3 separate regions of the Homo sapiens genome follow, and all the other regions are linked to region 1. A link is a contact called in ENCODE Hi-C or POLR2A ChIA-PET data. All regions are on one chromosome and are shown on one strand. Each heading gives the region's core, a stretch centred on a gene start or an enhancer-like site at or near the end of the contact. The rest is flanking DNA. Distances are from core to core; before and after follow the strand shown. Region 1 has its middle 89 kb from the start of LINC02015. Region 2 overlaps LINC02015 (long intergenic non-protein coding RNA 2015). Region 3 holds the start of LINC02015 (long intergenic non-protein coding RNA 2015).

Region 1 (3,513 bases), core at 87-2,586:
CTGTCATAATGAAGGAGAGATCCAGGCTACAGTGAGTGATCTATTCACTTGCTGCATGTCTTAGTCTATTCAGGCTGCTATAACAAAGTACTTTAGACTCAGTAATTTATAAACAACAGAGATTTATTTCTTAGAGGTCTGGAGGCTGGGAAGTCCAACATCAAAGCACCAGTAGATTTGGTGTCTGGTAATTGGCTTAATAGATGGTGACTTGTTGCTGCATCCTTACATGGCAAAAAAGAGCCAGAGAGCTCACTCAAGCCTCTTTTATAAGGTCACTATTCTCATTCATAAGGGTCAAGCCCTCACCTTATGACTTAATCACTTCCTAAAGGCCATACCTCTTAATACTATCACATTGGGTATTAGGCCTCAACATATAAATTCGTGGGGTACACCAATTTAGAACATAGTGCTGCACCTCAACGCAATTTAATGGACTATCATCTGGTCATACCTTCTCTCTGTGAAGATTTTTAGACCCTACTGGCTTACCTCCGTTAGTGATGCTCTCTGACAGTCTTCAGCTTGGCAATGTGCCTTAGTATAGGCACTGCATCCATGTTGCAACACAGTTCTCCATAGGGTTCTATATCATGAGTTATGGCAGGTATGTTAAGCAAGCTAGCATGAGCTTTTAAGACTCTGAAACACACACTGAAAATCCACACACATCATCCAGCATATGGAAAGCAAACCTAGGAGAAAATATGGAATTTGGAAAAAGGCATAAGAGAATGACATTAGCAAAATAAATAAAACAATAACGATTTGGGCAACAGCCAAAAACACAAGTAAAAAATGAGAGGTATTTTGACTCCCTAATATATTAAAATGTGTCATTCACATACTCACACTGCATGCATGATTTAGCTTTCTTTTTTCTCAGCCTCAGCAACAGCTAGGAATACTTTGTTGACAGTTTTTACCTCATAAATTTGGTTCCCTGATCTAATTTTTCATTACGAGAAAAAAGAAAGGAAAAAAACTTAAAGATCTTTCCTCAAATGAGATTCTCTTTCCCTCTGGGTTTTTATTGATTTGTAATTGCACTGATATTTCACATTTCTATTTAAAAACACCGTGTTCTAATGCTCAGTCTGGCAGAGGCTTCCTTTTGCATTTGACAGGACGCCCACCAAATCATTCTATTATGGAGACAGCTCAGGGTTCTGGGAAAATCAATAGGAGTTTAGCTCCTGGGAGGCAGAGAGATGGAGAAATGTGAGCAGTGGCTACTAGCAACCACTGGGCTAGGAATGTCTCTAAAGGCTAAAGTCAGGCCACAGGCCTGCAAAGTGTGGAATTTTAGCAGTTATGTAACTACATTTTTAGGTTAATGATTCAGTCTCTGTGTTTTGGCTCTGTTTCCTTGAGGGTAGCTGCTCCTGAGGGAGAAGCATTGTCGTTTCACTGAGAATTGCCACTTCACTGACCATCGTTTTTGTGTGAAAAAGAAAGGCCTTTTAGAAAAAGCAGATTTGTTTAAGTTTCTAAATAGCAAATCCTTGGCCCCTATAATTCACATTGCTTTGCCATCAATTTTAGACAGTGTTCAATTACACATTGAGGCAAAGACAGGTCTTCTCTTTAGCTATGTCCTGTTAAAAGCCTGCCTCCCTACTACTTGTGGTAGGTATCCATTCTAATGATTCTGCTAGCTGTTTTTCCCCCATCTGTGCCTGAAAAATCAAATCGTCTGCTCAAAAGTCAATGAAATGTCTTAAGCTGCTAGGGCAGCTAAATAAATCTGCTAACAACAATAACCTTACTGAGGAGGAATGTAAAAAAAAAAAAATTACTTTGTATTCCTCAGAAGGCATTCTGGTAAACAGTCACACCATACTAAAGCCCAGCTCTAAAATGCAACCTATCGCGGTGCTGGACAGATTATATTTTGTGAGCAGGGCTGATGGTTCACATGTAAACCTATGGCATTCATTCTGCTAACACCCCACCCACAACAGCTGAGAGTGAGCTTCTGCAATGAACTGCTTCAGAGTGGTTGGGGCTATTATCTAACGAGTTTGTATTCAGGCAAGGACCTGAGTCTTACTTGAAAAATGTTTAAGATTAAGGCTTTCAAGCAGCAAACCTTACCATCAAGGAGAAAGAATAACCTCCTATGGGAGATAGCCAAACTTAAAACAAAATTGACCAAGCAGAAAGTTATAAATAATATTATTTTAACAGGGTTTTGAGGTGCAGCCAAACATTTTGGAATGTTCTCAGTCCAAACAAAACCAGCATACTTCTCATTTTTTCCAACCTCATGACTGAGGCAGGAGGTAAATGGAAAGGAAAAAAGCCTACAGTTGCAAAATGTAAATTTAAAAGAAAAATCAATCTGGACAGTCATATAAACCAGGTGGCAGGCAAAAATTGGACTCATTTATGAAGAAATGCAAGGCATCCTGTAACAGGCAACAATTAAGGAACAGTAAAAAGACCAAAGAACTTGGAAACCAAAACAGGTTCAAATCTTAAGTCCACCACTCACAAAAATGTGGGTGTCTGGATAAACTTCTTAGCTTCTCTGAGACTCATGGTTCCTCACCTGGAAAATGGAGGGAATAGCACTGATCTCACAAAGTTCTTGCATTTAAAGAGATTAAAAATGGAAGCACCTAGCACAGCACTCCAGCACATACAAGAATGTTAAATCTCCACTGCCTCATCCTACTGTTTCCCCAGTCCCTCCACCCCACCTCCCACTCCAGCAAACCAGAAGAACTAAAGATTTGCCTTGGATTAAAATGTTTTAAGCAGTTTGGGTTTTGTTGGTTGTTGTTAAGGGTGATAGTGTCATACTAAAAAAATGTAACTGGGCTAGGAATCTAGAGAACTGAGTCTGTTTGATTCTGCAGCTTTCTAACTATTAATTTAAAGCAGTGACCTCACCTTTTTGGGCTTCAGGTTCTTCTGTTTAAAGTGAGGCCACTGTAATAATCTATAAGGAATACCAGTTTTAATATTCAAGAAATTGCCTGTTATATTATTCATGGGGAGAGATACGACAGGGGTCCTGTTGTTTTGTTGGTTTGTTTGTTTGCTTAAAGATAGGGTTTTGCTCTGTTGCCCAGGCTTGAGTGCAAAGGCATGATCATAGTTCACTGCAGCCTCTACCTTCTGGGCTCAAGTGATCCTCCCACCTCAGCCTTCCAAGTAGCTAGGACTACAGGCATCCACCACCACACCCTGCTAGTGTATTTATTTTTTGTAGAGACAAGGTCTCTATGTTGCCCAGGCTGGTTTCAAACTCCTGGTCTAAGGCAATTCTCCCACCTCAGTCTCCCAAAGTGCATGAGCCACCACACCAGGCCTTATTTTGTTTTGATTTTGCCTCCTGCTGATATATTATTTCAAAGTTTTTGTATAACTAGTACTAGTATTTTTCTTTTACATGCAGAGATCTTATTGAAGGCAAAAAGAGCCTTATTTTCAGAAGTTATTCAATACATGTTTGTGGAATGAATAAGTTACACTAGTTAGGATAAAACAGAATGTTGTTCT
Region 2 (4,043 bases), core at 1,305-3,804, 71 kb after region 1:
TGACAGCCAAGAGGTACACACCTGATAAGCAGAGAGTGCGTCCCATTCATCTTTGTGTCCCCAGGACCTAACTCTGCTCCAGGCACAGTGAGGTTCTCTGAAGATACTTGGTGGAGAACAAAAAAGGAGAATAAGGAAAAAGATACAGCAGAAAGGTAAGAGGAGGCAAATGGAGAGGAGGCAGGGCGCTACGGTGGGGGGTGGGTGGAGAAGAGGCTGAAATTTGGAAAGATGTTCACTGAAAAAAATAAGACAGATGGAAAGCTCCACACCAGAGCGAGATTTGGGGTAATCTATCATTCATTAATCAATTTGATCCAAGACAAAATATACATAATGATGTTAAAATGTGAGGATTTCAGCCCCTGAAGAGAATGACAATTCTTAGAGCAATCCAAAGTCTGAGACCACGCTCTGCAGTGCAAACAGGCTGCCACAGCCAAGGCCCCAGGCCAGTTCAAGAGGCATTTGATGGGCAAGAAGGTGAACTCAAGGAAAAGGGTGTTGGGCTGAGCCACAGTGCCTTAGGTGGTAGTCACTGGGTTGAATGAAATATGTACCCCGGTGAGACTGGACCAGCAGTCATGATACCCCAGAGGAAATTATACAGGCCAAGAAAGAAGAAAACACTTTTAACATTTCTAATAGTAGTAATTATCTGGATTTATTGATCAACTCACTGAGCTTATCTGAAAGACAAGAAAACAAACTGGGATTTGACACTGACTACGGTCACAGCTGCCGTGTGTCAGCTTTAATTTACAACCATTCTCTTTGACACACAGTCTTTGTGGTATTGAGCAAGAATTGGTAAGCCTTGTAAGTGGCTCATTTATATGACTTCTGTGGATATGTGGGCCTCGCCTAATGCACATTAAAGAAACAAGCTGGACACTTGAGCTACATTTCAGTCTCTTAGGTAACAAAGCTGTGTACGACAGTGCTATTTTGGCACTTTTTGTTTTGGTGGCAATCCAAACATGTAGAATCTTCAAAATTAATTGTGGAAGACGGGAATATTTTGATTAATCTTCAGTGAATAATCTAGTTCAGCCAACATTTCTTGGCACTCACGTACACTGCTGCCCACAGGGTTATTTTTTGTTAAACTTCCTAACAGGATCTGATATTGTACATTGTAAATACATAAGTAAAATAATCAAGGCCCAAGGTTTTTTATTTGTTTAGTGTTAGGATTTTTTTTTCTTTTTTGAGACGATGTTAGACATACAGAAGAGTTGCAAAATAGTACAGAGGATTTTCTTAGAGCCTTCACCCAGCTTCCCTTAATGTCGACATTTTGCATAACCATCATACAATTATCAAAGCTGAGAAATTAACATTGCTACAATACTGTTTACTAAACTACAAAATTTATTCAGATTCCATTTCTTCCACTGATGTACTTTTACTGTTCCAAGATCTAACAGAGGTCTGATTTTAATACAAGATTGTTTTTTCATGTAAGAGAGGAGGTAGAGTTCTTAAGTCATGGGATCCCCTAGAAGTTAGGCTCCATGACAGCCAAGACCTTGTCAGTCTTGTTTATCTCTGTAACCACAGGCCCAGGAAGAGTGCCTGGAACATAGAGACTTGAACATGTTGAGTGAAGGAACGAATGACTAAGTGACCAGTCAGAACATTCTCTTCATTTTTACAGAAAGAAACCCAACAAGACCAGATTCAAGGGATTCTTTTAAATATTTCATTTTCCCTTAATGTCTAAATTCTCATGGTTACTTTGGGATTTTTATATGGCATAGTTAGACTGGAATTAGACTTGAATGATTAAGAATATTGGAGAAACAGGTAACAATCCCACCGCTAACTACCTCTTACCCTAACCTACAAAGCTAGGCTAAATGCCATTACCTGTGTTCCATTAAGTATATTTTATACCATACTTATTATACTATGCAATAATTAACTGTGCATTATAGAATGAACTTCTGCGCAACAGTTTTTTCATCTGATTATGCCAAATACCTAATTTATATTAGATACATAGCAACACTGAATAAATACATCGTTACCTTTCTTCAGTACACCAATCACCTGTACACCAACATCAAACACACAGTGTTATTTATATCACATTGTTGATGCTAATACTTAACAAATTGTTCATTATTAACGATAATGTAAAATTGTTCATAAGAAAACTGAATTTCACGCCCACATTATAAACCAAACCCTTAAGGGAAAGTTTATTCTAAGACCAACTAACATATTCTGATCTTCCTTTTAACTTCTAGATATATTTGTGACTTACAAGAAGTACATTTATGTTCTTTATATGTTTGTTAGACTTGCTCACCAAACAGAGTGAGCTGGTTTATTTTGACTGTGTTACTCAAGTACTTAAAACATAGCCACATGCTATAAGCTACTCAATAACAAGCTGTCTTTGGTGTAATCAAAAACAGAGCAGAGAATATGAAAGCCATTCACAGCCATTCTCCCAATGCTTTATGGCTACTTCCTAAAACCATCATTCACTCTCACACACAGTGACTCAGGCAAACCCACATCCTTCTCCCTGACAGGCGCGGTTGCCCTCCTGGCTTAATCCTACTGGGAGGCAAGACCTCATGGTGAGAGTAAAGGAGTTTAAAGGGTTTTAGACCAGCCAGCTGGTGGATAGGGCAGAACTTCAAGTAATCAAAGATAATTCACTCCTGGGTGCATGTGTAGTCACACTGTAAGCAAGTGTGTCTATCAACAAAAAACAAACACAACTGAGAAATCGCATCATAGAGAAACAAAGCTAAAAGGGCCCATGTAGAGGAAAACACGGGATACTAGAGAGGTAAAGTAACTCACCTTAGACCACACAATGGAAGTCCCAGTTAGCAGCCAAAATACTTCAGAATGAAAATCATTCGATTGATTTTTCCAAAATCACTGCTTCAAAACCACTAAAGCTAACAGCAGCAGGTATTGCAAATCAGGCCATGTTGCTCCCTTGCTTGAGACCTTTGAATGGATTCTGGTTGGGCTGAGGGGCCAAGCTTGTCAGTGTAGTTTACTAGCACTTCAACTCTCTGGTCTTGCTTGCCTGCCTGTCTCACCTCTCATCATTCCCACTTATACTCCACAGGATCCCATCACACTGTCCTGTTTGGAGTTGATCTGTGATGTTGGGTCCATGTTCCATGTTGTCTTTGGTCTCTGTTCCCTCTGCTAGAATGAATGTCACCCTGTCAGACACCACCCTCCTCTTTGTTCTCCTTGGACCCTACATTTCCCTACTTAACACTGCTTAGGCCAGAATTGAAATTGGCCTTTTTTCTTTGTTTGTTTGTTTCTTTATTTGTTTGTTTTCGCCACTTTCTCTATAAAATGATAAAAAACTTGAGAGCAGCAATCATGTCTTTCTGATTCACTGCTCTATTCCCAGGCCCTTGTACTGTGCCTGACACGTGATAAGTAGTAAATAAATATTTTTTCAATAAATAAATAAATACATTAAATTAAAAATTTCTTGTTAATTGCCTATAATTACTAAACATCCTATGAATATCATTTCCCCCCTGAGAAAATAACACTATATAAGCCTAAAACCAAGCCGTATAATATTTCATAGGGGTTGGTTTGCTATAAATTGAAAATCAGGTTATTAACATTATTATTCCCAAGCATCATGCTATATCTATGCCCTTTAATAAATTAGGTTACCAAAAACTATATCCACCCACCCTATTCCCACAAAATGATACTCAGAAAGCAGTTTCAACATTCTGGACTCTTAGACATCTGGTCCACTAATTTTGGATTTGAAGCTGTCTCCATAATAGTTGAAGAAGCAAGCTTTGAATTCCCAGCCCCTGAATACCAGGTATCTGGACCTTGGGCACTGTGACATTGGAGCCCACACACCTTCTTGCTAACCCTAAAACAATAAGCCTGCACCACCCATTATATGCATCCTTTCCACTGTAAGAATGAGTTTCCTATAAAAAATGCTTTATAGCACAGTGTCATTTTATGCACATAAAAGAGCTAAACTTTTATTTTTCTCATATTCCAGGGTTTTTCTGAGG
Region 3 (3,519 bases), core at 206-2,705, 89 kb after region 1:
TTTCTTTGTTGTCAAATGCCCTGTGTAGGACAGATGTTCCAAGAAGTCTTTTTCATGAAGTACCTCTGTTAATTCTTTGGAGACCCTTTCAGGGACTCATACATTTAACATTTCCTGATGCATTCAAAACACTCTCTCGTTAATCTTTTGTAAGAACCTTGACTCCTGTACCAGAAGGTGCTTGGGATTCCTTCATTCCAGCATGCACCCCTCTTGCTGTGAAATGGTGGGAGGCCCTTCAAATAACTTGCACTAACTTGCACAGTGCTACTTGTCCTGCAGGAAAATGAACACATCCTCCCCCATCATGTTCTCAAACTTCAAGCACTGCTGCCTTTTGGCCTCACTCTGTCATGCTGCGCATCTTCAGCCACCTCATACCTGTGATTTCTCCTGCAGAGTCAGGCACCAGGCCCTGTGCTGCCCACATTCAAGCACTGCCTGGCTAAACACTGAAGCCATTAACCACATGTGTCCATTGAACACTTGAAATGTGCCAGTCCAAATTGAGATCTCAAAGCTTTAGTATTAAAACACACACACACACACACACACACGCACACACAGAGCAAGATGTCTCATCACTAATTTTTATATCAACCACGTGATAATATTTTGGATATATTGGCTTAAATAAAATGTATTAGTAAAATTAATCACCCATTTCCTTTCCCTGTTTTTTAAATAGGCTACTAAAAAATAAATTACATGTGTGGCTCACATCATATTTCTATCGGCCTGCACTTCTCTAGAGCCTTGGACACAAAGAATGCCCCCGACCAGAGCACTGGCATCGCCCAGGAGCCTCTTAGTAGCAGAGAGCTTGGACTGGCAGTAGTGCTCAGAATTGTCATTTTAACCAGATCTCTGGGTGAAGTTCTGATGTAGGATAGAGGTACTTATTCTGAGGTCTCAGCACTCATGTTGATTCTTAACAGTCTGTTACCAGTTCATGACAAAATAAGTGCAGGAATTAAGAGTACTGTTCAGAAATTTTTATAGCAATTTGATGTTACAATACAGAGTATGTAACCTCTGAACATTGTTTCCATTTCATTTTTCTAAAAATTCAGTTCTAGTAAATCTATAAACCTGTCACTCCATGATGGACTGGAAATTGAAACAGGTTGGTCCTTTATCACAGAAAGTTTGCAAAGTCCTGCTCTAGAGGGCACCCTTCAAACTCTCTGAGGAAATTTCTCGAACTCTGTAAGATGGCAGTATTCCCCACTAGTGAGCCTCTCTGTCCTCACCACCTTTGCTCCAGAGGGTTTTCTCTCAATTTCCTCTCTTGGATCAAGACGAAGTCACATAGCAGCTTACCCTTCCGTGCCAAAGTGCTCTCTTTTCCTACAATTTTCTTCCCGGCTGTTAAATGTGTTCTTTGGAGTGACAATATTTGATGATTGGCCAACACCTTAACACATCCTGTGGGGAACATGTCTAAGTACCTTTCTTCAGAATGTGCAATGCAATTGTCACAGGTTACCCTCAGTTTTGGACGTTAGCCCAAATTCCAAAGCAATGAGAAAGTTCCCAGTCTGTATCCAATCAAGGCAAAGACTCCCAGCTTCTCTGGGGAACTTATTTTGGGCTCTGGCATTTTCTGTTTTGTCTTTTCCCCCGTCAAAACACTCCTCCAATTTCCCCACATGAGTTGAAGTAGTCTTGGCAATCAATCCTAATTTGAAAGTTTTAACTGGAATAATATGTAATCTTTCTTAAATATTATACTCTAGGCTTCTTCTACATTTTAAGGAAAATCTTGTAGACGTGCCCAACACATTCTATTAAGATATAGATATACATAAGTTAGTGCATATCACGTATTCCTTGTATGGGAATTTAAACCTCTTTTTTAGTCAATTTAATGTCCACAAGCAGTTCACCATTTAATCTTATGGCTTATTTTGTATAAAGAAAGTCTTCTTCATTAAATGAAGAACCGCTTTCTAATTCTCAATTTTAACAACATAATCACAGATTTCCTTGCACCAAATTTATTTAAAGAAAAACACACCTGAGTTTTCAGTTTATACCCACATTAGTATTTTATTAATAGTTTGAATGTTAAGTGGCAACCACATTCCAAAAACCCTGAAAAATTCATAATTTCTTTATGGTTTTTAAGAGCTTTGCTTCTTGCCATGATACTTTCAATAGATTTATAAGTGTAAGCAATTCATTTTTTTTTAAAGAAAGTAATGGATATTTATTGATTTCTTAATATGCACTAGGCACCCTATTATAATGTACTCTTTTGTACTAAATCTACAAAAATGAATAAAACATGTCCTTCCCTTGTGTAACTCAAGAGTCTGGGTGATGAGACAGACTCCTACACAGAAAATACAACACAATATCAGGGGTTATAAGACAGTATTTTGTGCAGGATTCTGTGGGGGTAGAAGGAAGGGGCCCTTAACTCCTAAGGAGATTAGGGAAAAGCTTCCTGGGGAAGATGATGCCTGGAACTAGAACTAGAGGGAATCATAGCAGGTTTTTCAAGTTAAAAAAAAAAAAGTTTGCAAAACATTCAAGGCAGTGGGTACTGCATGATTAAATATTCAAAGGCATGAAACAGTCTAAAAGTTTTAGAGCTAAGTAGGTTAAAATGAGGCCGGAGAACAGAGAGAAACCAGGTGATGGAGACCCTGAATGTTACACCTAGGAGCATGAACGTGACTCAACAGGTGTTGCAGGCTGTGAAAGTGGTTCAAGCTTCTAACGCCATAGTTGCCCATTAGTTTCTCTTCTGGTCTAATTTTGCAATTATTTACATAGAAGATCTTTAATATAAACCTTTGTTGAGTTCAAGGCCACATATAAAAATCAGAGAGAATGATAGCGTCAGTGAAACAAGCAATATATAAAAGAAGCAGGAACACTCTCTAGCTTCCTTCATGAGTAAGAATAATTGCCTTAACTGTTTTTGGCACTAAGTCCGTTTTCATATGGCATTCTATTTTCTAGAGTGACTTTGTGACATAGATTAGGCAGATATCATTTTTTCCACTACAGTTGAGAAAGTTGCCACCAAGAGAGAGAAAGTCAGAACAGTAGTAAATGGCAGAAGAAGAAGATGGAACCAGGTCTTTAAGCTGCAGATGCTTTGCTCTTCTCTTTCACTAGGAAATGGAATCTATGTTAATGAAATTCCTTGCCAAATTTAAGAGGTAATTGTTGATAACGAATGCCATAGGTAACATTACCCTGACACACACGTTTTGTAAATTTGTCTAAACTAAGTTTGCTATGTATATGATACTATTAATAATGATTAAAAACTAATAATTTATTGAGCACCAGAAAGTGACTATTTTTCTTCCTTTGTTAGTGTTTTCTTCTACAAATTTTCTTCTAAGAATGGTTTTAGCTACATCTCACAAATATTGATATTTTGTGCTTTTATTATCATTTAGTTCAAAATATTTTCTGACTTCTCTTATAAGTACTTCTTTGATCTATGGGTTATTTGGAAGTGTGTTGTTAATTTCCAAATATATGAAAGTTTCCTTG

What was found. Hi-C counts contacts between places; a loop is a spot of excess contacts on that map. ChIA-PET counts read pairs that join two places held with the same protein, here RNA polymerase II (POLR2A). Pooled maps may share reads with other maps.
Region 2: a loop to region 1 is called in a map of IMR-90, with 3 times the contacts of the local background. The contact joins two enhancer-like sites. A Hi-C loop is called at or near these places in 6 of 168 maps with a recorded cell type or tissue (Calu3, IMR-90, ascending aorta and 3 more), 1 of 37 single-sample maps with no recorded cell type and 3 of 50 pooled maps. POLR2A ChIA-PET finds 5 or more read pairs at or near these places in 2 of 52 experiments (CD4-positive, alpha-beta T cell and OCI-LY7).
Region 3: a loop to region 1 is called in a pooled map, with 4 times the contacts of the local background. The contact joins the promoter of LINC02015 here to the enhancer-like site in region 1. A Hi-C loop is called at or near these places in 4 of 168 maps with a recorded cell type or tissue (ascending aorta, astrocyte of the cerebellum, endothelial cell of umbilical vein and 1 more) and 2 of 50 pooled maps. POLR2A ChIA-PET finds 5 or more read pairs at or near these places in 2 of 52 experiments (AG04450 and CD4-positive, alpha-beta T cell).

The regions. Positions count from the first base shown.
Region 1 is chr3:177,904,079-177,907,591 of GRCh38, reverse strand. No RefSeq gene overlaps it. Among named protein-coding and RNA genes, the nearest start is that of LINC02015, 89 kb to the right of the region's middle. Within about 2 kb of position 1,336, at least 8 of the 41 ENCODE cell types and tissues checked have a DNase peak (open chromatin) inside an H3K27ac peak, as active enhancers do; they include IMR-90 and ascending aorta, where a contact is called at or near this core.
Region 2 is chr3:177,833,667-177,837,709 of GRCh38, reverse strand. All of the region lies in intron 1 of LINC02015 (long intergenic non-protein coding RNA 2015), which reads right to left. Among named protein-coding and RNA genes, the nearest start is that of LINC02015, 19 kb to the right of the region's middle. Within about 2 kb of position 2,554, at least 5 of the 41 ENCODE cell types and tissues checked have a DNase peak (open chromatin) inside an H3K27ac peak, as active enhancers do; they include IMR-90, where a contact is called at or near this core.
Region 3 is chr3:177,814,801-177,818,319 of GRCh38, reverse strand. It overlaps LINC02015 (long intergenic non-protein coding RNA 2015), which reads right to left and starts at 1,455. Exons shown (of 3, transcript NR_110826.1): 1 at 1,324-1,455.